7 separate regions of the Mus musculus genome follow, and all the other regions are linked to region 1. Evidence: chromatin loops called from intact Hi-C (ENCODE). Cell type or tissue: gastrocnemius. All regions are shown on one strand.

Region 1 (4,000 bases):
ATGCAGCACTTTCTATCTTTTGTTCCTTGCAATTCACCCACTTCCAGAGGGAACCACATTCTTTTGGAGGCCCTCTCTCTACCATGCTGACTTTCTGAGCTGTGCTTGAAAAAAATAGTAATAATGAAGTTGCCTTTTGTACTTCTAGTTTTTTAATTGGTTTGGAGGAAATAATAAGGAATGCATTTTTTTCCTCAATCATAATCTTCAGAAGGTCCATCTTTTTCATAAATCCTTAGCTACACCTTTGCTTTATTTATCAGGAGACGTACAAGGCTTTCAAAACAATACACACATTTTCTTGCTATTCACATCAACTTAACAAAAGGCCTTATGAAATATATTCCGGGTGCTTTGTGGGGAAAGAACACAATTTTTCAAAACATGTAAATGAAAAAAAAAAATCATTGGTTTTCTCTCTTAAAAGGAAAATCCCTTTCTGGCAGCAGGAACAAGCAGGAACTGTGTGGCCACAAGGACAAAGAGTGAACGTAACAGGTGGCAAGGACATAATGAACTTCGTTCTCTCAGGAAAGAATGCGGCTGCCATATTTTGCTTTGATAAGGCAGCTCAGGTCACATGACAGGACGAACTTGTCTTTCCTGTGCATAATCTCCGTTCAAAATGCAAACCTAGGGCTCAGGGCTGCCAGCGGTTAACAGGTTTCCATAAAGTTTGCAAAGGCAGCTAAGAAATGCTACAAAATTACCTCGGAAATGGAATCACATTCCGACACCCTTAAAGTCCCCTTCCCTTTCACTACAAATCTGCAGCTTCTCACTGGCTGCCTTTTGTTTGGTTTTTTGTTTGGTTTATTAATTTACTTTAACAAACAGAAGATTCCAGATAAAAGGAGTCTGTCCCCCATGTAAGTTCTGTGCTTTAAACAAGTAGACAAAACTGAATTGTCTCTCTGCTTTGGAAAATGTTTAAACGATGCTGAAGTAGACCTAAAACTTCATCAAATCAACAAATGGACCATAAAGATCCTCCATATTTTTTGATAACATCAATTGCAAATATTATGGTAGCAAAAACTGATTTTTCTAATGAGGTGAACATCAGAAAGTATATTTTAGCACTTACTATAAATGTGATTATGAACATGAGAGGTTGGAATAAGAAAAATAGGTCGCCTCGGCTCACATTCCTGGACATGCTGGCAAGCTAAGATTTTCTTTGAACAACAACAAAACATAGTTAAAACAGGACTTAGTTACGTTTAAACAAGGAATTATTCTCAACTTATACTGTAAGGTTTTTCGTTGAGCTTGGTTGGTTTTATTTTAGAAAACATGACCTTACTAACTTCTAAGGTATTTGCACTGAAACAAACAAACAAACAAACAAACAAAAACTGCTCTGCATTACTGCAACATGATTCTTCAAAAAGAAATGTGTGCAAAGTCGATAGCACACAACGTGAGCAAACAGGATCAGCAGGAACAAAAGAAGTTTGCACGCTGTTGCTCAAGGACTTTTAAAGAATCCTTCCCAGGGATAAGACACATAAACCACTGGGAAGGGACTTGGGAAATCAAAGCACACTTAGTTTTCAATGCATGAAGATGTACTTTCTTAACTATTTTATATTAAAAATAAGAGGGAGCAACAGCAATTCTCACTGGCTGGCTGGCTGGCTGCTAAACACGGGCCCTGACCCTTCTCCTGGCCAGGAATGCAAAGCTCTTTCCATAGGACTTATTCCTGAGATAAGGCACCAAATCATGAAGCCAGCGCCCAGTGACACAGAAGTTGGACTAAATGCAATGTTTACACATATCCTGACTCCCCCTTCTTCCTCATCCCAGCCACATTTGATTTGCCTAAATCAATATTGACTCTGGTTGCAGAAAAGCAGGACTTAAACAAAAGAAAATCTGGAAGAGAAAGAACAGACTGGACGCTACGAGTTTTTTTTTTTTCTCTCAGATTGCAAGTATCACGTGAAATGAAGCAGAGACAAAGCCACAGAGCTTCGGAATTTCTAAGTATTCTTGATGGCTTGTTTCTCCCCCCACCCCCCAAAAAGCAGAGCAGATTTCTTAACTTGTATTACAACCCAGAAAGAATATTTGAGCAACATCTTAAATCTGCACTCACCATGTGAAAGCAACAGTTGCGTGGAGTAAAAGTGTGTTATTTCTCCTGCCCCTGTTCCATTTCAGTTCTGACTATAGTTGTCCAACAACCAAAAGGCCGGAGCTGCCACCCAGAGGCCCCGTCCACGATCTGGTTCATTTGCCTGTCAGCCCGAGAGCTGGCTTCTGCCGGCTGCAGCTGTGCACTTTGCTGAAGTTCTAATATAAATCTCCATATGGTTCCCACCGCCTCACATAGGTGATCTGGCCTCTCGGTTCAATGAACGCGCAGCTGAACTCTTTTCCAGGTGAGTCTGTGAGAGCTAGCTTTGAAGTCGTCCACTCTCAAGTTCAGGAGTTCTTGGTGAGGAGTGGGTGGAGAGAAGCAGCCTTGCTCCGGGGAACTCAGGCTGCAGTCAGAATGCGAAAACTTCCTCTGTTTTCCTGCCTTGCGTGGCTGAGCGCTAGTGCCTCTTTTCACAGAACTTCGGAATGTACAGGCAGGACGCAAAAGGGGCCCTGCCAGACAAGCCTTTCTCAATCAATTAGCTTGCAGCCATTACTTGTGACCCGAGGTCACACAGCATAAGTGTGTGGGGTGTGCCTTCAGGGGTCCCAAGGCTACTTATTACAGCTTAGATAACCTAAGCCGAGCAGACACTGCATTCTAGAAATATTTTTTAATAGTAAATGTGCTAAAGATGTAAAGTAAACCGAAGGTAACCCCCTAGTGTTCTTTCTGAGTAGGTATTGCTTGACTCAGTGAATTTAAAACAATACTTTTTCACATTAAATCAAACAGCGTTCAGGACAGAATAGTAACATGTTTTCTTTATATTATGTGCCTGCAGATGTGGAAATGACAAAAGAGCTCATGTAGACACTCACATGATTACCAGCATACATATCCCTTGTATCACATGGCTAAGCATAGGCAGTAGTATGGTTTTCCTTGAGACTTTTAAAGAATTTTAATGTAAAATTAATTTTAATTAATTAATTTTGATGCAACTATCGACAAAGTTCTCCGTAGCTAAGGAACTGACCTCACTTTGAGGATACAGCCTAGCCTGCTAACCCCGGGTGAGATTCCATGCAAAATTAACTTCACGAATTCTCTTATTTTCAGAACTATATTAGTTACAATTTCCTCCAGTTCCGAAAAAGCGCTTCTTCATTTTAGTACATTTTTAACTGGGAATTCATAAGAAAAGCTATGACGTGCTAAGAAAAAAAAATGTAATATTGCAAAACTCTATCTGCGTTTTATGCATTACATCTTCGTAGTCTTCAAAAACACTTTACAAGGATAGGTATCATTATCAAATTTGTGACAAGGAAGTATCAAGTAATTGTACTTCAAAGCAAACCCTTTCTTTGAATGATCCAACCAAATTAAAATGCTCATGTTTCTACAGTGATTAGATTAGACACCCTCCCTCTCCCAGTAGCTGTCACTCAGAGATAGAGATAGATGCCCAACACTCCATCCTTCACCCTATTTACTAAGTAACTGCACAGGCATGCGAGGCCTGCCTGGGAAATTCCTTTAGATGCTGATCTTTCATCTGCCTCGACCATCTTCGAATTAGCAAAACTGAATTAGCTTTAATCAGCTGTTATCTGATATAAAACAAAACATAGACAAATTAAAATGAACAAATTATAAGATTAGCAGCTAAATAATGCTTTCTAATAGGTAGAGCAGACTTTTTGAAAGTACAGAAACAGAGAATATAAGTGGTAAAGTTAGCTCTGGGTGAGACTGAGTGCAGAAACTGGGGTTTCCACTTTCTCAAATGTGAAATATGCGTCATTGATTGGTCTGTATATCGCCTCTGAATAAGTTTTAGAAAACAAAAAATAAATAAATAAATAAAACATGTTTGAGATCTTTCTGTGACTCCCTCATGCCTGT
Region 2 (4,000 bases), 320 kb after region 1:
GTGTACAAAAATATATGATGTTGCTCTAAAAGCATTCACCAATTATCAGTGAAATGATTTAACATACTCAACACATGCTAAAAACAGCATCACAATGTTAATATTTTGAATTAGAGAATATTCTCTTAGGGGAGAGGAGGCTTATTAAGCATGAATATTGGACTAGAAAACAAAGTTAACTTTCAGTAATTTGATTCTTGATTCTACAGACTTATGTATACAGTTCTGAGCCATCAAGGTAGTTATCTGACTATGCAAAGAAGTGGTTTAGTCAAAACGAAAGACAAAACCCATAAAGTCCTTGCAATCTTGAAGTTTAAGAGAAGCAAAAAAGACAGCAACTTTTCCCACTTTGAGATAAAGACGTTTTAAAATGCAAAATGAGTATAAAGAAAATGCTACTGAGCCTATTGCTTAACATGCCAAAGATCCCATGACCTTCCAACCAAAACTACAGCACACATTCAACATCAACATCTAAAGATTATAGTGTTCTAGGAACAACATACAGAATTGGGAGGCCAACTGTTTTCTTCGTTATTGTTATTCAGTCTTGAATTCTTCTGCCACATTACAAACTACATCACAGTTCACCATAATCGTCTCAATGTGCAAGAAGCATAGACTAAAATAGGCTCCAAAACCAACTTTAACCAAAGTGTCTAAAATAACAATGCACTATCCCTACTTTCCAACATTCTCTGACATCTTTGGTTATCTCAAGGAACATAAAATGCTAAAACTATTTTAATGACAAAAAGAAAAAAACGGGGGGGGGGGGCTGTTTGAAGGTATTGGTCTATTTTTTAGTACAACAGGCCTCACTTTAAAGACAAGCACAGGTAGGCTTTACAGCAAGTACCTAGTGTCAAAACTACAGCAGGGTGTGGCATCCATTACTCACACCGATGAGCCAAAGGAGGCTCTGGCTGTTCACTGTATACCTAATTGCTCCTACAATTAGAATTCAACTAAGCCAACATTTCCCCGGTGCTCAAAATGCTTTTCACACCAATAAGGGGGGAGGGGGGAGGGCAGAACAAGTAATGACCGTCTGCTCTTCAGGACATGGAGCAAGCTATGCTGGAGCTTTTAAAGATTCTTAAAGTAAAACCTAGAACTAGCAAGATACTGTTCGAGAAACAATATGTGATGACCCCCCTAACTCTGCGTGAAACTGATGCTAGAGTAAAGAACGAACAAGAGAGCAAGGTCAAACTTAGGGGACAAAAGATTTGAGTAACAGCCATAAAGGTCTCCTTACGCGCGAGATACTTTCTAGATCCAAGAGAGAATAAAATAAAGAAAAGAAAGAATAACCAACCAAACACTCTACTTGTACAGATTCCACCCTGGGTCGATGCGATGTACCTGCCCTGGAAGACAGGTAATTCGTTTTGGGGAGGTCCGGTTTTTTTTTCCCCAGAACAGCAGGCCTGGCACAATAAGACCTCCGAAAGAGAAACTGTCCAAAAGGGGTGACAAGTGACATTCTTGCAGAAGAAAAGGGACTGGAAAAGGAAGCGAAGGAGAAGAAAGTTTAATTACAAAGCCTGGCAGAGTGAGTACTGGAGGAATGCGGGGGTCACTCTGGGGACGCGGCGCCGTCGGTTCTGGGAGAGCAATCCGCAGAAGGGAGTGGACGCGAAGCCTCTCACTACTGCACACCCCGCTCCGCACGCAGCCCCGCGGGACCGAGCGCGACGCTCCCGGAGTGGCCCGGCCGGCCGGGAGGCCACGCGGCCCGTCGAGGAGCGGCGACCAGCCCGCGCCTCACCTTCTGCGCCGCGCTCTGCTGCAGCACATTCTGCTCCACGGTCATGGCCCCCGCGGCGGCCCCGCCTGTCGCGCTCTACCGGGCCCGGGGCAGCGACGCGGACGGCCCGGGAGGACGGCGCCCCCGCCAGCCGGGCGCGAAGGCGATGGCGGCGGGCGAACGCGGGCCCCGCGGGCAAGCGGCGAGACGCTACCGGAGAGCGCCACCGCGGCCGCCTCAGGTCCTCTGCGCCCCGATCCTCAGCGCCGCTGAGCCGCGGCGGCCCGGCCCATGGGCGCAGGCGACGGAGAGCACGATCAAGCCGGGCCGCGTCACGCGTTCGCACTCAGCTTCGCCTGACCGCTCCGGGGGGACCACTGCGGGCCGGCGGCAAGCGGACGGAGGGAGCGGCCACCCGGAATGGCGCTGTCCTCCGGCCGCCGCGACTCCGCCTCCAGCCCCTCCCTCGCCGCGGTCACCGCCCCCGCCCCGCCCTCCTGCCCCGCCCCCGCTCTGCCCCGCCCCACCCGTCCTAACCCTACATTGTGACCCGCGGGAGCGGAAGGAGGGGCTGTGTTGCTGCCCCGCCCCCTGGTGGGCCCCGCCCTCCGTCTAAGCTCCTCTCAGCGCGCGGGCTGGACGGCCAGAACCGCCCATCCTGCAGGTTACTGTGCACCATTTAAGGCTCTTGCTAAACTCTGACATTGCGACCCCCCGACCCCCAGTCGAGGCTAGAGCCATAGGACGGTATACCAGATCACCTTCCTGTCTAACGGTCTCCAAAACAATCAACGTCCTTCCATACCTGTAATGTCCCAAAACCTGGGCGGGCCCAGAACTCCAGCTATTTCCTATGTCACCCAAGCCTTTCTAGGAATTTCACAAGCCATGAACCTGCTGGAAGAAAAAAGTCAAATAAGCAGAACGCTGTTAGAAGTCCTTCTGGACTGTACTTTTCTCAACTATTCGTTACATACATCAGGACTGACATTCTGTGTTTATTTCATGCACTGGAATGTGTGACAGTCACTGCTAGACTGGGGATTTAAGGTTTATTTACTGAAGAGAATCTAAATGAATAGACATAAGGCAAACAACATTATGAAAGAATCACTGCCTAGATGATGCATAATTCTAATATCCCTGTTGCCAAATTAAACAAACGATTAACTACCGTATGTGGAATAGTCTACTGTAAACGGAATTGGAGGAAAAGCCTAACAGTAAGTAAGAAACCTGGAAGTAAAATATCTTCAATTGCACCAGCTAAACTAGGGACAGAGTAAGACCGAGACCCAGGGGAGGGTAGATTAATGAGCACAGGGTTACAAATACAATAATACAGTGCACATACAAGTTAGACTGTAATTTAATCCACGGCAAGAAAAGCAGGCTTGGTAAAGAATCCAAGAAATACCAGGTCTTATATCATCATAATAACTCGGAAAAAGTCTTGTAATAACTCTTTGTACTTTATAACCACATCTAATCTTCCTTTGGGATGTCTTCAACCCTCTTTTGTGATTCCTTCCTTGTATTTGTCATGTTCGTTTGACAAATTTTAAATTTTGACTTCATTCATGGTCCTAAATCCTTGACTACAAAGGTTGTGAAATGATTGGAGGTGAGGAATTTTATGGATACTGCAAGAATTCCAGAGCACATGCTGTTTATGAGAACACAGACCCGGAGAGCACGTGTCTGAGAATGGACCTCAGAGCTACGTTTCCACAGTTAGAGACCTCAGCGCTGTAACTTCTCATTCACAGAGTAGCTTTGTGATTCTCCACAGGGGAGAGAGTTTTACAAGGTCATTTTCTTCCATTCAAAAGTACAAAAATTACCTGAGATTTGAGATACTGCTCACTAGTAGTAAGCATGGAAGCACATAGCTACACATTTGATCTTCAGGACCACTGCTTTTAAAAAGTTAAAAATTAATGTGAAAAAACTATTACAATGGTTTTTTTTTAAATCTATTGCCAGATATTCAACTTTAACTTCAGGAATTTGGTAGTACAATAATTCCCCAGAGTTTCATTATTTAGTCTTAGTTTTAAAATCTTTAGTACCTACCTAGTAGATAAAAGTTTAATAGCCCACCTAGAGATTTAATTTCCAGCTCATTTCTGAAGATTTCTTACTCATTCAATGATTTTTGGCACACTGTCAATTGTCCAAGTATATGATTTTGAGATAACTTATTTGTAGGTTAACTTATATGTGTTTCTTTTTTAAAAAGAT
Region 3 (4,000 bases), 92 kb before region 1:
AACACAAACCAGATAACACTTTTCCTGATTTCTCCATGAACAGAATAAGACTGTCAGAATCATGGGAGTTGGTTGTTTAAAGCTTCAAAAGAATGCTTTGTGGGAGGGAGTGTTTGAAATGAATTTTTAAATTCGAGTCCGCGTGGTGCTCCACTATAGCTTGCCCACAGCAGAGTCTGTGTATTTCTTACCACATCAGAAGCTGAGAACCTGTTCTTTAGGAAGGACACAATCATTTCTGCTGGCACACTGAATTCAAAACGCTCTTCTACAGAAATAAATCTGAAGATGCCAGTGTGCATCACCATTTGGACCACTATCTCCTTCTCCATTGCCCTATTTTTATTTTATGGCTCAAAGCATAGATGGCACGACATATCTACAGCCCATAACTGGAAAATGGCAAAACCTGACCTCTTTCAACACTGAACTGTGGTAGGAAGAATGTGTAGTCTGTGTTAGTATGTGTGTGTCTGTGTTTTGTGTGGCTACTGTGGATCTTGCTAAAGATACAGAATCGACCACATTTCATGTTCCTTAAATGTTGTTCCAGAGCTGCTGGCATGTCCTTAGGTCCATATGTTAGCTACACATTTCACAGAAAGGAAAACTTAACATCTGCACCCACAGAGTGACTGAAGCAAGACAGAGAGAGTGAAATACGAGCGAAAACCAGAATAATAAGAACAGAACAGTTGTCAGACGCTGTGAATTTGCTATGGATTCGAATTGTCTGTGAGCACATTTGTAAAGACAGGGGAATCCTTTCACTCTTAAAATACCAACACTGTACTACGGAAGTTTCTGCCCAAGCCTAGGAGGTTTTCCAATGGGATATAGCCACAGAAACGAATGTAAAAATGAGAAAATGTTGCTTATAACATCAGAGAAAAATAAAGTCAGAGAGACATTCAGAAAAATAACCATCCAGGTTACAGTCTGGCAGAGAGAGAGGAGAGAGAGGAGAAAGAGGGGAGAGAGAGAGAGAGAGAGAGAGAGAGAGAGAGAGAGAGAGAGAGAGAGAGAGAGAAGAAATATTTTACAATAAGATACATTATAAAGCTACACTAACAATAGGCTTTCTGGTCTTGCACTGGGAGATGAGTGTCTTGACCCTTGACCTCTGATCACATAAAACTAAAGAAATTAAGAGCATGTTTGCCATTGCTGTCGGCATTATACACATTTACTTTTTGTCCAAATTGCTATAAGAAAAAAAATTCTATTTCAAAACAGCCCAAGTCTTGTTCTTAAGTCATGTGACTCGTTTCCTCTCCCCCCCCCCCCCCCGCCAGCCATGTGCTCCGTATCATTTTACTCTGAAATAACTCTGCGATTTCAGCTGAACCTGCCTTCTCTTACAATGCACAGCACACCCCACAAGGGAGCCTGAGAACAGACTCCCTTGAAAAGCGAGGTTCTCATAGTTGGCCTGTAACCATGGAAGCAGATGCTGTTTTCTTCTTACCCTGCTTACCTCTTTGCAGCCTCGAGCTGCTCCCTATTGTTAAAAGGGGGTACGCCTCGATTCTTCTTCATCATGACCGAACTTGCCTCTTCTTCAAAGGGCATGATGCTGCAGGTCATTGGTCTAGACTGTTTGCACGGTCCAGAGAGCAGCCTTGATGTAACCCTTGCTCCGTCTGAGCCACACCACCAGCCGTGCAGCTGCAGACTGGAGGGGGACATTGGAGATCTGTATTTGAAAAGAAGTCTGTCTGATTTTGCCATTGTGCCTTTTCACTCATCGATCGAATGAATATCGAACCTTCTGTCGTTGCATGTGTGAAATAGATAGCTTAGCCAGCACTTTTGTGCCCAACCTGTGCTGTGGGCCAAAAGGTTTTCATTTTAGTCTCAAGTTGGTTTTTTTTTTTTTCTCCTTCTTTCTTTCTTCATACTTGATGAATTTTGTGTTGGCTTAAATTATTCGTATGCCTTTATCCAGCTGTTCTGGAGACTGCCTGGGATACTGTACAAGCAGGGATTTTTGTTTTGCTGTGAAAACGGAACTTTTTTTTCTCCTGTCCTCTGTTTTCCTTTGTAGCTGTCTTAAGGTCTTTTTTGTAGCTTTGTAGGTAGAAGTGTGCTAACTTTTACTACACCCTATAAAGCCGAGCATCTAAGTTATCCTTTTACGGGGACGACTTGATGGTGTCTGTTATTTAACAGGCTTAAATCCAGAAAGGTGAACTTGAGCCTCTCAAGGTGATTTCAGTGAATTTATAAGAGTAAGTAAACCGGATAAACACATTGATTTTTAAACTGAATGACAGTGTCTGCTAAACTCTATCTGAAAGGAATGTGTTTTCTTTGCTTTCTCTCCTTCTTTAAACATCAGCAAAAATATTAATTGGAAGTGTTGAAATATACTTAAAAGCACATAACTTATTTTGTGCTTAGGAAAGTACAAATGACAAATAAAATCATTATGATTTAATATATTGAAGTAAATATTACTGATAATATCTGTCTCCGGGCACGATTTAACTAAAAAAGTAACTAGAAGGTTTTTGCATTTCAATTTTTAAATATAACTAAAATTTCCTTGCTGCTCACCAGCAGCTGATGTTAATGAGACTTATGGCACCTGCTCATTCCCGAATGCCCAATTTCACCGTGTCCTTGTGAAACTGGGTAGCTTGAGGATGTCTTGGGTGCATCTCCCCAGCATGGTGATTTGAAAGCACTGTCTGTCTGTGACTGTCATCAGGAGTGGTTTGGTTGGATTTGAAGAAACGAGTACTTCATACTTAAAGGCATACATATTTTCTCTAATTGCCAAAGGCAAGGGGGAGGTCCAGGGCAGAATAAAAAAGGTTATTGTGACAGATGAAATATAATTCACAATGAGCATTCTTTTCATCTAGGCTGAAGTACCACAGGATTACTTACAAGTTGAATTTTGTGGCAGAACGTATAAACTCATATTAAAAGAAGCTAGAAAGAAAAGCAGCAAGCCTGTTACTCTCTGGCCCCGGAAGTGTTTATTTTGAATATGTCTGTCTTGGGATTGTGTTCTGTTTCTCCTAACATAAAGATACACTGGCGAGAAGAGGGACTAGGCAGCAAGGGTGGAAAGGAAGAAACCTAAAAGCAATCAAAGCTGCTTCTTCCCTCTACCAATGAAGAAAGAGGAGTTAGATGGATTTTTATTCTCTTTGGGATGCACATGCAACAATCATATTTTTCAGCACACGTTTATTTTTGGCTGCAAAAGTAGGTAACTATTATTTTATAAACTTACTATACCTTAGATAATATTTTTCCTTCCTTTAAAGTTCCTAGGGTCAAATGATTTACGAGGGTGTTTTTGTTTTTTTCTGTTCTGTTTTGTTTTGTTTGTTTAGATTCTGGTTAGCATTCTGTGAGGGTTGAACACAGGTACATGTTTGACCAGATATTTTGTTTCCTTTAGCTTCTTTGTTCTAGCTTAAATGAAAATAGTTTCATTTGACCTCTGTACATTTTATTTCTAGATGCAAAAAAAAAAAATGCTTTCCTTTCTATTTGTACAAAGGTCAGTTTTTAAATTAACTGAAAAGCAAACCATGTACTTTATAAATATTCAGGCACCATAAAAAAAAAACTCGGAATATAAACCCATCTGCAATTAATTTTTAAGCAGTGAGTCTGGGTTTATCTATTCCTGGAAATCACATGCTTTGTATTTTCCATTCTTTTTCTAAGTTAACCGAAGTAACTGCCCTGTGTTAAGGGAAAGCTACGAGGTTCTGCCTGCTAGTCATCTTCTGCTGGAAACCAGGCTGCCCTCTCTCTCTTAAGCTCTGATGGACTATCTCTTGTTTTACAGTTACCCATAGCATGCATGTGTGTATATGACTGTGTATGAGTGTGAGTTTGTGCATGCTTCTTAATTGAGGTCTTTTCAATTTACCAGATAAATTTCTTATTGTAAACCCTGCAGTGAATAATTCAAATGCAGTGAGTTTACTTACATGTTGTCTGAGTGAAGGGAGCAAAGGCATACATGCCCTCA
Region 4 (4,000 bases), 110 kb before region 1:
ATTTGCCTATTCTATTGACCCCAGACGGTGATACTATTACAATATTTCTCTTCCTGTTTCTGGCTTTTTTTTAATAGCATTATGCGAGCAAGGATCCTTCATATGAAGAATGTTAACAGGACATTCACTCTTATTTAAGGCTGAATAATATTCAAGTATATATATATACCACCTTTTTTCCTCAGTGATCATTTGGGATTTTTTCTTTCTAGGGAATTATTGTAAATAATGCTGCTATGAATGTAAATGTGCAAGTATATGGTTCTCACTTCCCTTTTGTGTCTATGCCCCGAATGTCAGGCTTTTGTTGCTACGAGACACTAGAAATGCATTTTTTAGGTACAGAATTCAGCAATTCCTTCATCCTTTTATTACTGCATCAGTCTGAATTCCATCATCCATTAAATAAAGTCTAATAATCGTATTCATAGACTTCATTGTGCAGCCTGTGCTTGATAGACAGCACTGGCTTCAAATCTTCCTGTTGCTCTTCGTCTAACATGCAAGTCTGGTTACCAAAACTGCAGAGTGATAGAAATTACTTTCATTTATAAAACACCATAAGAAGAAAGAATTTTCAGAAAGAGAATTAAAACATTTTATTGACAGTGCACATATTTAGTGATCAATGCCAACTTTGGTTCGTTACAGCAGCTCTTTATTTTGAAATCTTTCTAAATATGTTACTTGTTACTCTGAAAGTTCAATAGCGATACACCATCAATTGAAATTTAGTGCACTCCAGAGAAAGCATTAAACCTTAGTTTCAAAATTGAAGACGTATCAACTCATACAAACGTAGAGACCAACTGTATGAAAGGAATGTTTTCAGGTTAATGCATGCCTTTTCCTCCAACTACATCATCAACCTTTTCCTTTTAGTTAAAACTTTAGACGTATGAATATATCTCTCACTTTAATAATGCATCACAAACTATGGACGCCACACAGCTTTCAAGCTACATAAAGTTATTGATGGCACAATGATCACAGAATGCAAGCATGTGCAATATGATTTGTTTGCGAAACAATAGATATTTTATGGTCCATTTCCTCCACAGAATGCTCAAAACCTTATTAAGTTTACCCAGGGTCTTTGCCCTTTCATGTTCATATGGTTTATATGTGCTGTGGCATGATGTGAATTGGATGTTAAACTCTACACATTTTCCTTCCCATCTGCTCTTGGTTCAAGGCCGTAGTAAAAGAGAAAAGTAAATAATCCCAGCTTTTCTTTAATATCATTCTTCATGTTTCCCACACTCAACTGAATTTTATTACAGAATCAGTCTCTGACTTCCTATTTATTTTATCCTTCGGTCAAACCTCAAGGTAACACCTTTCATGGGTTCATATATTAAGTTTCTTTTATGGAAATGTCAAAATTGTCTCTGTACTGAAGGAATCCAGAGCACATGCTTATATGCGCCTATAAATTTACTCTGCGATACTTATTGGCAATGCTGACATTTAGTGCTCACTATGTCCTATATGTAATGCAAAACTGTAATTACTTTCTTTTAACGTATAAATATGTTTTATTTCAGGTCATTTACTTCTTATAGGAACCATGAACACTTCTCTGACTGTGCAAGTGTACTAATGATTCTACGCGTGTATACACAAGATATGATGTCTAAGCTTCAGTTTGCTTAGTTTCCTCCTGAGGTTGCATACAAGGTAGGGAGTAAACATATATATATTACCAATTAAAAGGAGTACTTCCTCATAGTATGAGTTAATTGCACAATAAAAAAAGTAGTCTGCGAGAGGTCTTCATTTCTGAGATTTCTCTGATAAACTACCCAAGGTTCTAGCTAGTCAAACTATTGCTGACCGTGAACGGCCAGAGATCATCACCATCAGTGAGTTAGGAATTCTAGCTCTTACAGCCCCGAATCTGGATAGATCCCCAACATAAAGTATACATTGTAACTTTTGAGCACATCTGGTCTACACTATCTTAAATCTTTGAGAGTCAGTTTTTTGAGCATACGGTAAACCACCTGCATTCAAGCATGTGAAGAGAGAACTGTGTCCTTTGAAAAGTAATATTTGAATTTGGTGCGTCTTCACAAGATGTGTCAATCAGATACATGGATGAAACCTCCACCCCTTTGTCTCCATACACGGACTTAGATTATTCATTGAACAGGCTCCTGAATTAGACGATATGAGGTTGTGTTTGCTATATAACTCCCTGCGATACACAAGCTCTGGCTTGCTCTTTATGTCCTGAATTTCCATGGCTCAGACAGAGGTGGAATAAGAACAAGGATTAGTTGTTGCCACTAGAGGGCAGTAACAACAATTTAATAATACAAAGCATGTTCCTGCTTGTCCCCAGCACAGGGAAACAATGAGTTTGTGTGGGTGAGGTCTTAGGAACCTCTGGTTCTAAAAGAAGGAACAATGCCTTAGAGATAAATTAACTAAAACTCTTTTATTGCCATCGTGTTCAAATCACACTTTGCGAGGCTTTCAAGGTTAAAAAGTCTTGTTTGCATGTCCTACTCCTAACTATGAGAACAGGCTATTTTCTCTGGTAAGAGCTTGAAAATAGATGGCTGTTTATTAGAAGTAGGCTCTCAGCATAAATATTGAAAGAAATTCATTACTGTGGATTTAAGACCTTTCACTTTTTTATGAGAGTATACATACACAATTTCTAAGTGCAAGTGTTCAGAATTTTCATGGAAAATCATACTGGATAGACAAATTCGTCTTTTACTAGGTATCTCCCTCATAAATTCTCTATGAGCACCATAAGAAAATGCTCCATCAAGCTAAACAGTAGGAGGGAACACACGAGTTCGAATAAAAGGATGTAGGATTCTAGCACCTACAAATTCAATTCTATTGATATCCTCGTTAGCATTCAAATATGTCTGCTTGCTATTCTGAGGGTTTCCACGTGAATATTTAGCAATTTTCTCAAGGAAAGGGAAGAGAAGCTTCTTAATCAAACTGTAAGTTCCTTTGCAGATATAATTATGCAACCTCATTGTCATTCTTGATGCTCCAGGAATTGAGAAACACATGTTAATGTTGATCAGATCTGCCCTGTAATGACCCATACGACACTGGAAAGTGCAAACTCAATGCTCCTCTGACCATGAGGCGCCCCTAACTCTGTCAGAGTGGTCATTTACTGATACTTTTATATCTAACGAGATATAAAGAGCAAATATATAGATATACATATATATAGATAGACAGATAGATATAGATATAGATATATAGATATATAGATATATAGATATTAGATATGAAGACACCCATAGTGTATTATTCGAGTCAATATGTACAAAATCACAAAGTCAAGTGAGGTTTATACACATTTCTAGACGCTTACACTCTGTCCTTGTGCTTCCCTTTTATGGTGGGTACCTGGAATTACTCATAAGTACCTGACACCTTCACCATGCTGTAAGCTGCCCTGCGCCCTGCTCTAGACTGATTCCCAGAAGAAACAGATGGTTGGGAAGTGGGATGGATGCTAAAGCAACAGCCCCATAGCGAGAACTGGGAAACTGAATCCAATCCAACTTGAAAAGGTTTGCACGAAGTCCAACCGAGGTTGCCTTGGCTTATCCAAGACAATGATTTCTACATTTCCAAAAACTATTGTTTTATTTATTTAGCTCTCAAGGATGATGTGTTTGGTTTGTATTTAGAGCTATGCAGTAAATAAATAAAAAAAACCTATATTACAAAAAGGCAAGGTCTAGAGATTCAACCTTGACAGTCTGGCGAGTGGGTATTGTAATGTTACACAATCTGACAGTATCTAGGTGCTTACATATGGTATGCTAGACATCTTAGGTGTGTTTACATACTGAGGAAGAGCATGAATGGCTAAATGAAGTAGTTTTCAGATTGACAAAAATCTGAAGGCATGTAAGTTCTGGGCCATTGAGGGATAGGCCTGAATTTACATTTCTGTGTCTGAGGACTTCACTCTGTTTGTCACATAAATATTCATGAGAATTTATTTATT
Region 5 (4,000 bases), 260 kb before region 1:
CGCATCATTATCAGTATTTTTCAGCACTCTGGCGAATACTGAGAAGCTCAGGGTTTTTGTTTGGTTTGGTTTTTTGTTTTTGTTTTGGATTTTTTTTTTTTCTGTTTCTTCTGGGCTCCCGGTATTTCTCAGAGAAGGAGGTCCAGAGGGCTTGTCTTCATTCTCTTCCTTCTCCATATTCCAGGCACAAAGCACTGCGCAGAATCTGCACCAATCGTTGCCACCGACTGGCAGCAGAATGGTAGAAGGTGGGAGAGTCCCGGAATCCTTCCAGGCTGACTTGAGAAACGAGGACTGCACACGTTCGTCTCCCGAACCGAAGGGGTGAAAAGGCTGGGTGCCAGTTTGCTACTCGGCTGCAATGATCTCATGCTCACTGCTCTGTCGTCCTGTCCGACCAGTTCAAATGCCTGTTCATTATAAACCAAATACATACATACATAAATAACCCAAACTACTTGAATTCTTCAGTAACCAAAAGAAGAAAAAAAAAAGGAAAAAGAAAAGATATTAACATAAAAATTAAAAAACAAAACAAAACAGCAGTCAGGAAAGGTAAAAAAAAGAAAGAAAGAAAAGAAAACAAAAGAAAAAAAGCACATACAATTTAGGATTCACTTGTTATGCCTCAATATTCTGTTATTATTTTCCTTTTCTCTCTCTCTTTAGAGATAAGCAGCCGAATTTATCAGGCGTGAAAGGGACAGCCTCCTGGTGGCCTGCCAAAAGCCCAGAATAAAGACGAGGTTGTGCTTCAAAGCTCAGTTGCTTGCTGAGACTGGCTAAAGTCAAGTCTTAAGATCCACCATTTTCTGATCCTTGCTAGAAAAGAAGAAAAAAGTCAGGGCCGTTTGCTGCTTCCAAGTCTCCGTTGGCACCATCACAAAATCTCAGTCGTCAGGTCACATGATTCTCTGCCAAATGTAGAGTGAGGCATTCCCATCAACCATTCTGCTGATACTGCGAAGGCAGCTATTGTCTCGTTTAGACCCAAAGTTCAGCCCACTCTTCATTGAATTAGCTGAAAAACGCATCACCTTTGGGGGCTGGGAGTCATGGAAACGTCTACCTGGCAAGCTGCCCACTTTTTCTGCCCATCAACCAGAGATGGGATTGTGCTGCTTAACGCAGTCATGACTTGGAATGTGAAGAGTGGTCCAAAGTGAATCTCATTCTTACAACGCCTGTTTCATTTGCACAGAAAACTCTGGCTCATAGGAGAGAGGGAGAGGGAGGGGAGGGGGAGAGGGAGAGAAGGAGGGAGAGGGAGGGAGGGTGAGAGAGAGAGAGAGAGAGAGAGAGAGAGAGAGAGAGAGAGAGAGAGAGAGAGAGAGAGATCTTTCCTACAAAAAATTAGCAAATAAAGGTCTGAACATGCTTACTTTGCAACTTTGTTTCTCAACGCACCCGAATGGTTCTCAAACCGGAAGACTGAATGCCCTGCCCTGCGAGTTTTCGTCATTAAAGGCATATCTGTTTTCTTGTCTTTCTTTCTTTTTTTTTTTTTTTTGTAAACGCAACAAGCCTAGCACATTTGTTTTATTCTCCCACTTTAAGACTTTGAAACAAAACCAAACCTCCCAGTTTTCCTTTTTGCATTTTTATTACTTTCTGATTTTTATCTAGCACCAATTTTGTGCTACATGGCCACAATATCCACTAGCAACAGAGATGCATTATTGCTACCATCTCCAACAAAGTGGTCCCTTGAGAGGATGGGGTGTCTCTTCCAGCAGGCAAACCCCTGCAATTGGGTCTTGCGATAATCCCCATCACTACCTAGCACAGCTGCTATGCAAGTTTTCGGAGATTGACACATGTGAGAAGTGTTCTTTCTGTTCTCTGACTGGCTGCGGGTTGCCTGTGTGGCATGAAAGATGCCTTTGAAAGATTCAGGGAGCATATCAACAGCTCTTAGGCAATAAAATGAACAGCTTCCCCCTCCCTGGTGAATTTCCATTCTAGCATGCAATGAGATTTTTTTCCCATGTACAAACATTTCCATACTTCCTAACAAGAGTGGAGTGAATTCAATCTTTAAATATTCCCTTAAGCAGAATGTTAAGCCAAGTAGCAGAGCAAGCATCGTTAACATATAAGTCAAAATTCAGAGGACAATGCAGAAGACCTACATTTTCATACATGATTGAAAAATTTGTAGTGATTGTATATTAAAGTCACTTATGTTTGTAGTAAGTCTAGAATTATGTTCATTGCCTTATCTGAGTAATGGATCCATGTCCCTCTCCAGGAATGCACATATATTAAATATTATTTGATAGTTAAAACACGACTTGCCTAAACATTATTTGTGAAAGTCAGAACTCGGAAACATCCCATCAATGGATTTAAAGGTTATTATCTTATTCACGAGGTCACTTTAGGAGCAGTAAGGGGTGAATATCACATGCCCATATGGGAAACATCACAAAATCCGGCCTGTCTGTAATTGAAAACTGCACGAAGTTCTACACAGTAGAACTTGACCTTAAACATGTGCTGAAGTTTGCGATTGTTTTTCTCCTAGACTGAAAAATCCTGGGCAACGTTTTCTAGAGTCTTAACCACAGCACTAAAGAGTGTTGGGTAGGGAGAATTGTACAATGCATATTTAAAGCCCTGTATGTTCAGGATGCACAAAATAGGTGACAGACATAGAATGAGAAGTGTAAATTTGTAGTGACCGTTCAGTTATGCGGCAATTAAGCACTAGTGTTTGATAGGTTTTACACTGGGTATAGGGGACTAGCGCTAGAGACTCCTATGAGGTGTCATTCAGTAAATACTTTTAAATAAGAAAAGCCCGTGGTAAAGTAGCTAAGTTGGTATCCAGAGGAAATTTATTAAGGTGAAACTCTTTATGAAACAAGCAGGAAGATATTGAAGAACAGAAAGGAAATGCATATTAAATATAAATTACCTATGGAAGTCTTTCCTCAATCCGAACTATTCCCTTTCAGTAAAAACTCATTAATTAGGTTTTCACAATTTTATGTTTAACTTCCATAAATTAACTGATATAAAAGTTGTATGGTGGCCTCGCAATTCCAAATGAAAGAAACAAAGAAAAAGAAAGAAGCAAACTTTTGTGTTTAAGAGCATGGAATAAATATTTTTATTTAAATCTTCTATTAAATACCACCAATATATCCCAAAGAATATGTATAAAACAGATAGAAAGAGACTGTGACAGACTGAGGACTGGCATGCCCATAATTCCCTTCACCTTTTGACTGGTGTTTGCTGGTTTGTTTGTTTGTTTTCAACTCTTTGGTTTTTGTTTGTTTTTCAGTCATGGCATCAGAAGAACAGTGGCCCACAGGGACAGTAATTATTGGGACAATACTGTTTTAATTTTTCTTTCCACTTTGTTTTTTTTTCAAGACAGGGTTTCTATGTGTAGCCCTGGCTATCCTGACACTCACTGTATAGGCCAAGCTGGCCTGGAACTCAGAGATCTGTTTGCCTCTGCCTCCCAGGGTCTGGGTTTAAAGCCATACACCACTATTCCCCAGGAAGGAAATTGCCATTTTCTATAGCCAAATACCACAGAAGGAACTGTAGCTGAATTCTAACCCACACTTAAAAATATCAGCTTGAAAGCCAAAATGCTGCCAAGATAAAATAAAGAGTCCAGATGTTCTTTGCCCAACATCACTGGAATAGTATAAGACAAGTCTAAAGAAGAGTTAATTAAGGTGGCTTGGAGGGAGGGGAAATAAATGAAAACAAATGTAATCACACACACACACACATACAAACACACACACACACACACACACACACACACACGCACACACTCACACATGCATAAACACTCACAAAGATGCCGTGGGAGAATGCATTAGTTTTAGGCTAATACAATCTGGAGTTTAAAATAAATAGATAGATAAATGATAAAAAAGAAATTAAAGAGTTAAAATAGTTTTAAAGTTTCTAATAAATACATCTTTGAAATATAGAAAAAAGGTAAATGAAATAAAAATATAAGCCTAGAAAA
Region 6 (4,000 bases), 170 kb before region 1:
CCAAAGGTAATCATAATATATTTTTTAAAATTCTAATTTGAGTTTGTTCTACACCCAAGTGAACAATGTGCTACAGCATATCAAGAGGAAGCTGGCAGAGTTATAAGTATGTGATAAGCATACCAATTAAGGTAGTTCTAATTCTCATTTCTACTAACTGGTAATTCATCTGATTCTCATTGGCATGGCAAACGGAAAATACAAATGTAACTAAGATCAAACTCGTGCATTAAGTAGATTACTGTATCACAGGGGGCAAAAATCATGTGTGGTGGTGGAGATACAAAGATTGCTTTAAGACACTAGAGACACTTTCATCCACTGCCTGAACTTCAGAACTGCTTTGCACACTAAAGGTGTCTAATGTCTTAAGTTACTGGTTAAAATCGCTCATAAAATCTAAAATTGTTACCATCTAATAAGTAGGCTATCTTATTGCAACTTGTAAATGTAGCTCAAAAAAAAACCTTATCATATAAAATTATATAATAGCTCCCATGACAGAATTCAGGTGTGGGAACATCAGATTTAAAATCTGCTCCTTGACCTTCTTGCCTTCTTTTATGAAAACTCAGCCTTTATCTTATGGGGAAGCACTTAAATACAGTTATTTCATCATTCAGACATGTTTACAAACCAAACATTTCTATGAAAAGATTTGTTAAAGGCATCAAGGTACCACATAATCTTTTAAAATTATGTAATAAATATTAACAATAACAACAAAACAAACAAAAAATCCCCAAACACTAAGGTATTCTAATATACACAAAGACCTCACTTAAGTCAATATTAAACTTAATTCTATATACAAAACTTCTGTTAACAGGATGTTACTTACAGAGATGAACAGTTTTATGAATTCATCTGTTATTCGTCCCGACGGGTTTTGAAGGATCTCTCCATAGTGTATATTGCTCAGTTAAGACAGGACTCCTATTCTGGTATGCTGAAGAGGAAAAAAATGTCCTTAAATCTTCTTATTTCAGATTATTCTTATTCTATCACAATTTAGGCAGCAACAGGCAAAGATTCCACAATGACAATATGAGAAAGCAAGAAAAAAAAAACAAACCTGAAGGTTTATTTCATATTTACTGTATAAAGTCACTTTTGACATGCCTATACAACTGGTTGTGGCGGCTTTCAAACATGATTTCTAATATATGTATATATAAAAAATTGCTCCAGGTTCTTTGAGAGAAAGCTTGCCGCTGGGAAGTTGATTTTGGCAATTGGCCAAAATCATGTGCAAAGGGGCCTCATTAGGGATTCATGGCAGCCTTCAGTACTCTCAAAAAAATGTGACCCAACAGGCTAAATGAGCCACTAAAATTAAAAAGTAAGAGACAAAGACAACTTACTTAATATTCCTTCCAAAACATCATTAAACTTTTTCTTTTCTTTTTTCAGTACTCAGACCCACGTTTGCCGAATGCACCATCTCCTGCCCTCTAAGGTTCAAACAATTCCTCTTTAAAACTTGTCTATTTTCTTCGCCCGGAATGTTTTTCTTTCTGTGTCACTTTGCAAAGATTTCTCTGGGGATCAAACAATATCTATTGCGATCAGTTCAATCACAGAAAACGAAAACGTCGAAAGACCGACTACAGACTCCTGATTCAAGTTTTCAATAAGCGAACAAAAATAAGTAAGCAATCTTCGGTACATTTCAACTTCCACAGAAGGAAGCACACACACCCTGTAAACTTGCATCTCTTGTATGGGCCAATTTCACTGACAAACTTGGACACCCCCCCACCCCCACCCCCACCCACCAAAGCAGGTCTGATCCCGAAGTCTTACCTAGATGTCTTCTGGCTTTTCTGTAGATCAAAAAGTTTCCTGCCTAGGCACACAGATATTCTTTCTCACACACCATAGAGGCCCTTTTATGAATCCCACACTGTAACAGGCTGCTTTTCAACACCAGTTGAGAGCGCAGTGCGTCAGCTCTTGAGATAAAATTCATGGCTAACACACAATTAGTGGGAGAGGTTGTCTCCGGGAGAATTTATCTTAGAACGAAAGAAGCAGGAGCACAGCTATTTTTTCCTCTTTATCCCTCCCTTTCTTTCCCCTCTTTCTTTCTTTCTTTCTTTCTTTCTTTCTTTCTTTCTTTCTTTCTTTCTTTCTTTCTTTCTTTCTTTCTTTCTTTCTTTCTTTCTTTCTTTTTTTAAATAGCAAAGAGAGGAGGGTGCGGTCAGATGTTAGAATTTTGCCTGAGAAAAGGGCCCTACACAGCACTAGGACCCACTAAATACTAGCAGAGCAGCCCGGGAAGGGAGCCAACGGAAGGACTTTGTTTGACCCAGCTGCCAATCTCCCCCGAAGCCGTGCGCCAGACTAAACACTCACACTATTTTAACTCAAATCAGGCTACAGCAGCTGTTTGCTTTCCGGCTCTGAGTTCGGCACCCACATGGCCTGTGTGGTTCACCCGTGAGCTTTGCGAGCTGCCTTGCTGAAATCTGTTCCGGGGTGGGATTTATCAGTGGAAAGAAAAATTTAACCCTGCACCTCATGGTTAACAGAGATTGTTTGCTTCTCGGCTTTTGATCCGGTCACCAGAAAGTGGTTTTTCTTTTTATAATCTCTGAAAAATAAGAGTGTTAATTTTACACCCAGGGAGAGAGTTGGGATTTGAAAGTGAGGCTTCCGAACTGTTTTGCTTTGAAAGTTTTCTAACATGTTGAAATTAGCAGTGAAGTGTAGCAATAGCAGCGTGCTTTACTGAAACTTTAGGAGCGAGGCTGGTTTCTGCCTGTTCCTGTTCAACACCTTCCACCATCCAAGATGGAAAACTGGGGTTATACCAAGACTCAATAATGTCTCCTCGGTCGTCTCCTCCACTTTTAGAAAGTTCCTTCAGAAGCAACCATGAAGTAAAGCACTCTACATGCAAAGGCACATGCAACCCAAAGCACAAAGCAACCCAATTCACTTTCCTTAAATTTCCAATTACTTAACTACTTCAAGGCTTGAAATCTCATCAATGACCGTCGAAGACTAAAACGTGTCCATTGGTAGCATAGAGCAAAAATTCAATGAGAAGAAAGCCAGAGGAAGGCCAATATTACAATTATCAAAATTAGGAGGACTGGATTTGATAATTAAGATTAACTGCACAAAAAATAGATGGGCACCTCTGGCCATGTGGGGAACATTAGTCAGTAAATCCTTCTTTGTGTTGAGAGAGAGAAGCTATGAGATGAGCTACTATATATATATATATATATATATATATATATATATATATATATATATACTACAACTAAGTATTTTTACTCCTGGTAGACTGTGAAACCCTGAGGAAGAAAGCCAGCATCCTTTGTGTTGACTTTAGCTTTCATTGTTAAATCATGAAGAAATAACTAATATTTAAGGGAACGAATTTTAATCTGAATGTGGTGAGCACCAATGACATAGTTCTGAAACGCACTGTAAGTGTGCCTGGGATTGCTTTTCTGTGCGTTGTTTCATCTTTGCAGTTCTGAGTGCTTTTTCTACTAGCTGAATCTAGCCAGACATTCACTTTATTTGTTACATGGGTGCTATGTACACACATGTTCGTGTTCATTTGTATGTGCACCTGTGTGTTTATGTATTTGGAGATTAATAGTGGACTTTGAGTGTTTCCTAAGTCATGCTCCACCTTATTTTTAAAACAAGGTCTCACTGATTTACGAAGGTCACAGATTCTAGTCTATGAGATAGCTAGCAAATCTCGGGTACCATCTTGACTTTGCCTTCCCAGAGCTAGGATTAAACCATGCCTAGCTTTACATGTGGATGCTGGCATATGAGCTTATGTCTTCCTGATTATATGTGGCAAACACTCTATTGACTGAGTGATCTCAGCACAAAATTATGTACATTTTACTTAGTAAGCAATGTTATTTCTTCATATAAGATGTGGAAAAGATCCTGAGTGTCAATGAACTACCAGATCTTTGGAGTACACTCACACTGAAAGAGCCAGTTACTAGGAATATACGCC
Region 7 (4,000 bases), 71 kb before region 1:
AACAGTTTCAACTTATGCATTATGGACACGTTGGAAACAAACCGAGCAGGTTGTGAACTGCAAATTGGCACTTGATTGGTAAAAAAAAGTCTGTTAGAAAAAAAAGAAAAATCTGCAAAAAGATTATTTTTCAAGTTAGAAAACTTTTCTAACTGACAAAACTCACAAGGGGCTCAGAGCAGGAGGAGATTCTCTTATGGAGCAAAAACCACTGTCTTTGATAACTTCAGTGAAACCCAGACTAGTGGAATACTCCAATTAACATTAAATCTCACTTCAAGATTTTGAAAACTTTCCATGGCCTCTCTCCCAAAACTAGTTTAAGCTACTTCTCCCAGTTTCTTGGGGTGAAAACAAATTTACAAACTAAGATTTTCTTATTTAAACTAATTGGATATATTTTGCATGAAATACGGTGCCTTGAATTATATTGTTATATGGAAGAAACAAGCAATAAAGCAGGAAAGCAGAGGTGTATTTTAAGAACATCAGTTTACTCATCATGAATTCAGATGAAAACAAGTTCTCTCAGCCCTCTCTTATGCCACAAAACTCCTTGCAGCAATCCTAACTTCTCTATTATTTTCACAAACAGAATAATGGGAATGCATATAACCACACAGGTGGAGAGTGGGGACTGTGATATCTTAAAAATGATTTGACCAGGATTCCATTCAAATCAGAAAAATTAGTTACTATTTGAGGAAATCAACAAAATCTCCAACAAAAACTTCCTTTAATGTCAATGTTTTCAAGTTAACTTATGGTAGACTACTTAAAAGGCTTGTTTAGCTATTAATTGAAGCATTTTATCTCATGGATTTCCTTAAAATATGCTTTCAGTACTATTTATCATTGACTTAATATAGAAGGTAAAATACCAAACATGACTGAGCCAATAATACAAAGATCCTAATTAGTATCATGCCATAGGGAAACAATGAAGCGATTTTGTCCCCAATTACTGACAATTAGCCAAAGTACAACAGTTAATTTCATGGAAATAAAGCCACATAACATGAAAGGAATACCCTGTCATGATGAATGGCATTTGTCTGGACTCCTTAACTGGTTCTTTCAATAATGAAGCATAAAAGTTTGAAGCAACTTGAACAGCTTTAACACATAGAAAACTCAAAAGTCTGAGTATTTGAAGATCCTAATTTTTGAGCATCTATGGAACCGTGTAGTTCAATGCAGGAATACCTTGAAGCACATAGAGTTTTCAGTCCCTTAAACCTAAAGATATTATCGTTCCAGGCAACATGTTTGTTCAGCAATAATCCTGGTATACATTGTTACACAAAGATAGTTTGTAAACCTTGTCACTATCCTGACACACATGCTACAGGATACAGTGAGCTGGTGATGGTTATAGAAGTCACAAAGTCCCTAGTTTCCTTGACTCTTTTATCCCACTCAATTTTTCTCTCTGCTTCCTTCTTCCATTTTTCTCCTAATGTCACACTTAGATCTATGCTCCTGAACACAGTGATGGACAGGCCTGGGAACTCACATCACCTCCGTGTGTGCATTGATTTCACTCAGTATAAATTCACTCAGAGCTTCAGTATCGAGATGTCTCACACAGTCAAACTCAGCTTTAAAATATTTTCTGGCTCTGTGCAGCTTAGAAAGGACACCTTTGGCAAAGCAACCACCCAGAGATCCAATAAAGACAATGTAAGGCCGTGACTCCTGAAGCTTAACTTTAGAAAATGCCCCCTTCGTGAAATACCCAGCTTCACCAAGTGCAGAGAAACAGAACTTAAAACACAGCAAAACAACTTGATAGATGGTTGCTGAAGGGACTTCGCCTGGATTGTTAAAACTGAAGGTTCACAAATAAACATTTCAAATGTTTTTGGCTGCATGCAGATAACACCCTCTCTGGGGAGAAGGCTAGAAACTGTTGGGTTCCTTTGTGCAGAGTCCTGGAATGTGCCTGCTTTTCATTTCTTCCTTTGTGTCTGCACACTGGCCTCACAGGCAGTGTCTTAAGCCATCCAGGGTCAGGGCAAACAGAGGAGCGCATTCATGGACAGATCAAGTTTATGTGAGAATCTGCTCCTCCTAGCTGCCCTCCATCTCCATATGAATCGTTAATAAAATCGCAGCCTGAAAGCTCATCGCGCCAACAGTGAGGAAGTCATGCAGAGAATCCTCTGGTTCAGAGGGAGAAAAAAAAAAAAGATTTCTTTATCTTTTTCATCCTTCGCCGGCCTTCGTGGGAATTCTGCCATCTAACTCCTTCTGCGCTAAATCTCTCCCCCTCATCCCAACACCACGGTCTTCCCCTAGCAACTTTCTAACTGGCACCTGATCACGTGGGAAAGCGGGGGATGGGAGTGGACACAAAGACAAAAGAAACATTCTGATATCCTCAGCAAATCTTCCAGAGCGCCAAGTCAGCCTCTGCTGCACTACATTGCTGCAAAAACCTTCAGGCAGTATCAATGTTTCAATTTTCCCAGGTCGTGTCAAACAGCTGGGAAGACTTTCCCATAGTTTTATGACACCACACGAGCTACAGAGGCACAGATATCTCAAAAGGGCACACGAAGAACAGCGTCTTTCCCTAATTAACTTGCTAACTCCATGCAAATACTGGACAGAATCAAGCCCCTGAGTTATTGCAGGCAATCTCACGTGTATCTTCTAACCTTGCTGCTGCCTAGCTGTAGGCTCTTGTTTCCTCCGCTCTTGCTCCTTGCAAACTGTCTTAATATCGAACGCGTTTCAGAGGGATGGGCTGATGAATGAAAACATGAATTTCTGCTTGCCCTTTAAGGTGGGTTAAGGGGCGGGGGTGCTGGTGTAATCAATTACTGAACAAAAGAACAACAACAACAAAAGACTTACAACCCACAGAGTGGCTGTGTTACATCCTGCAGTCTGTTTTAAACCAGTACTTCTTTTATATTTACCACTATTAGATTCTAGTATGGATCATTTATTTCATCAAGAAGAGAAAAAGAAAGAGGAGGAGGAAGAAGAGGAGGAAGAAGAGGAAGGAAGGAAGGAAGGAAGGAAGGAAGGAAGGAAGGAAGGAAGAAGAAAAAAGAAACAAGAAAGATATAGAAAGTCTTCCAGTAGATCCTGAAGAAAACTTAGTATTTTTTTAACTTAAAAAGTATTGATATATTTGAGCTTCAATTTGATACTAACTTAGCAAGTAAAAAGTTTGAAATCTCATCTACATCCATCCTTCAGATTTTTTAGACTGCCTCAGCATGCTCTGGTCTCTTTTCAGGATATAAAGTTTGTAGTTTGCATTCTAATTAGCATCCTGGTCCTATCAGCTCCAGGTTCCCAGTGTTACTTTCCTAAAGAAAAGGACAGCAATGCCAAAGTTCTCCACAAATGCAGCTCCAGGTTACCGGATATCAACCTCTTTAGCTGCCTTCCTCAAAGAACCACGACTTCTGTTTAAAGGTGATGTTTCCAAATAAACCTAATTTGACAAAAATGTAACAAGACTCTATCACTGAATGTCTTGAAATCCTCTTAGCTATATTTCAGAAAATGGAAACACACAAGTTCTCTTACACAACACACCTCCCTTACAGCAAGAGTCAAGCTAAAAAGAAAACGATGACTTCTCAGCCACTCAACTAGTAAAACTATATAAATTATTATGCCACCCAGTTTAAATAAATACCGTATCTCTTTGCTCAGTCTATGCAGATATCAGTTGCAGTTTCTGGGGCTTGTTATTGATAGTTCAAAGAATTCTTCTCCACAAGTTTTAGTGACAGGACTTTGACAAAGTTTTCAAACAGGAAAGTTGGTTTTATGCTAAACATCACATCATCTAATATATTCTCCTTAAAAGTAGAAAACCATTAAGTGCATGAGAAAGCTATGCCCTTTGCTTTTAACACATATGAGTTATAAGAGAAAGTTGCTGTCCAAAAGCCAAAGTTCTGGACTTTGCAGTTTTAGAACAGTTAGAATTTACCCCATCCTGTAGTATGCTGGATATCAACACAAGCTGACT

Evidence for each region. Hi-C counts contacts between places; a loop is a spot of excess contacts. Peaks named below come from ENCODE experiments on the same cell type or tissue, not always from the same donor. Only the 100,000 strongest peaks of a DNase experiment are listed, where the experiment ranks them.
Region 2: a loop joins it to region 1, with 3 times the contacts of the local background. A loop is called at or near these places in 3 of 42 quality-filtered maps.
Region 3: it touches region 1 in a loop (7-fold over the local background); 10 of 42 quality-filtered maps call a loop at or near these places.
Region 4: it touches region 1 in a loop (10-fold over the local background); 7 of 42 quality-filtered maps call a loop at or near these places.
Region 5: it touches region 1 in a loop (8-fold over the local background); 5 of 42 quality-filtered maps call a loop at or near these places.
Region 6: it touches region 1 in a loop (6-fold over the local background); 13 of 42 quality-filtered maps call a loop at or near these places.
Region 7: a loop joins it to region 1, with 2.3 times the contacts of the local background. A loop is called at or near these places in 8 of 42 quality-filtered maps.

What each region holds. Positions count from the first base shown.
Region 1 is chr16:77,327,783-77,331,782 of GRCm38, reverse strand. It overlaps Mir99ahg (Mir99a and Mirlet7c-1 host gene (non-protein coding)), which reads right to left and starts at 2,455. Exons shown (of 5, transcript NR_015543.3): 1 at 2,105-2,455. In gastrocnemius, CTCF peaks have their summits at 2,231 and 2,856; DNase peaks (open chromatin) are centred at 2,307 and 2,501; H3K4me3 peaks cover 3,877 bases; H3K27ac peaks cover 3,781 bases.
Region 2 is chr16:77,011,918-77,015,917 of GRCm38, reverse strand. It overlaps Usp25 (ubiquitin specific peptidase 25), which reads right to left and starts at 1,849. Exons shown (of 24, transcript NM_013918.2): 1 at 1,778-1,849. The coding sequence starts at 1,822. In gastrocnemius, no CTCF peak of the experiment used is centred here; a DNase peak (open chromatin) is centred at 2,248; H3K4me3 peaks cover 2,814 bases; H3K27ac peaks cover 2,761 bases.
Region 3 is chr16:77,419,330-77,423,329 of GRCm38, reverse strand. The region is part of intron 2 of Mir99ahg (Mir99a and Mirlet7c-1 host gene (non-protein coding)); the gene reads right to left. 9430053O09Rik (a long non-coding RNA gene) reads left to right here and starts at 2,948. Exons shown (of 4, transcript XR_003951960.1): 1 at 2,948-3,219. In gastrocnemius, no CTCF peak of the experiment used is centred here; a DNase peak (open chromatin) is centred at 1,573; H3K4me3 peaks cover 4,000 bases; H3K27ac peaks cover 4,000 bases.
Region 4 is chr16:77,442,541-77,446,540 of GRCm38, reverse strand. The region is part of intron 2 of Mir99ahg (Mir99a and Mirlet7c-1 host gene (non-protein coding)); the gene reads right to left. Among named protein-coding and RNA genes, the nearest start is that of 9430053O09Rik, 24 kb to the right of the region's middle. In gastrocnemius, a CTCF peak has its summit at 2,294 (motif pointing right); DNase peaks (open chromatin) are centred at 2,317 and 3,493.
Region 5 is chr16:77,591,032-77,595,031 of GRCm38, reverse strand. No RefSeq gene overlaps it. Among named protein-coding and RNA genes, the nearest start is that of Mir99a, 5.9 kb to the left of the region's middle. In gastrocnemius, no CTCF peak of the experiment used is centred here; DNase peaks (open chromatin) are centred at 288, 767, 1,045 and 1,789; H3K4me3 peaks cover 2,007 bases; H3K27ac peaks cover 2,825 bases.
Region 6 is chr16:77,498,452-77,502,451 of GRCm38, reverse strand. Mir99ahg (Mir99a and Mirlet7c-1 host gene (non-protein coding)) reads right to left here. Exons shown (of 5, transcript NR_015543.3): 4 at 842-949. Among named protein-coding and RNA genes, the nearest start is that of 9430053O09Rik, 80 kb to the right of the region's middle. In gastrocnemius, no CTCF peak of the experiment used is centred here; DNase peaks (open chromatin) are centred at 1,240 and 2,310; H3K4me3 peaks cover 3,050 bases; H3K27ac peaks cover 3,095 bases.
Region 7 is chr16:77,398,721-77,402,720 of GRCm38, reverse strand. The region is part of intron 2 of Mir99ahg (Mir99a and Mirlet7c-1 host gene (non-protein coding)); the gene reads right to left. 9430053O09Rik (a long non-coding RNA gene) reads left to right here. Exons shown (of 4, transcript XR_003951960.1): 4 at 1,473-4,000. Among named protein-coding and RNA genes, the nearest start is that of 9430053O09Rik, 20 kb to the left of the region's middle. In gastrocnemius, no CTCF peak of the experiment used is centred here; a DNase peak (open chromatin) is centred at 2,299; H3K4me3 peaks cover 1,674 bases; H3K27ac peaks cover 2,996 bases.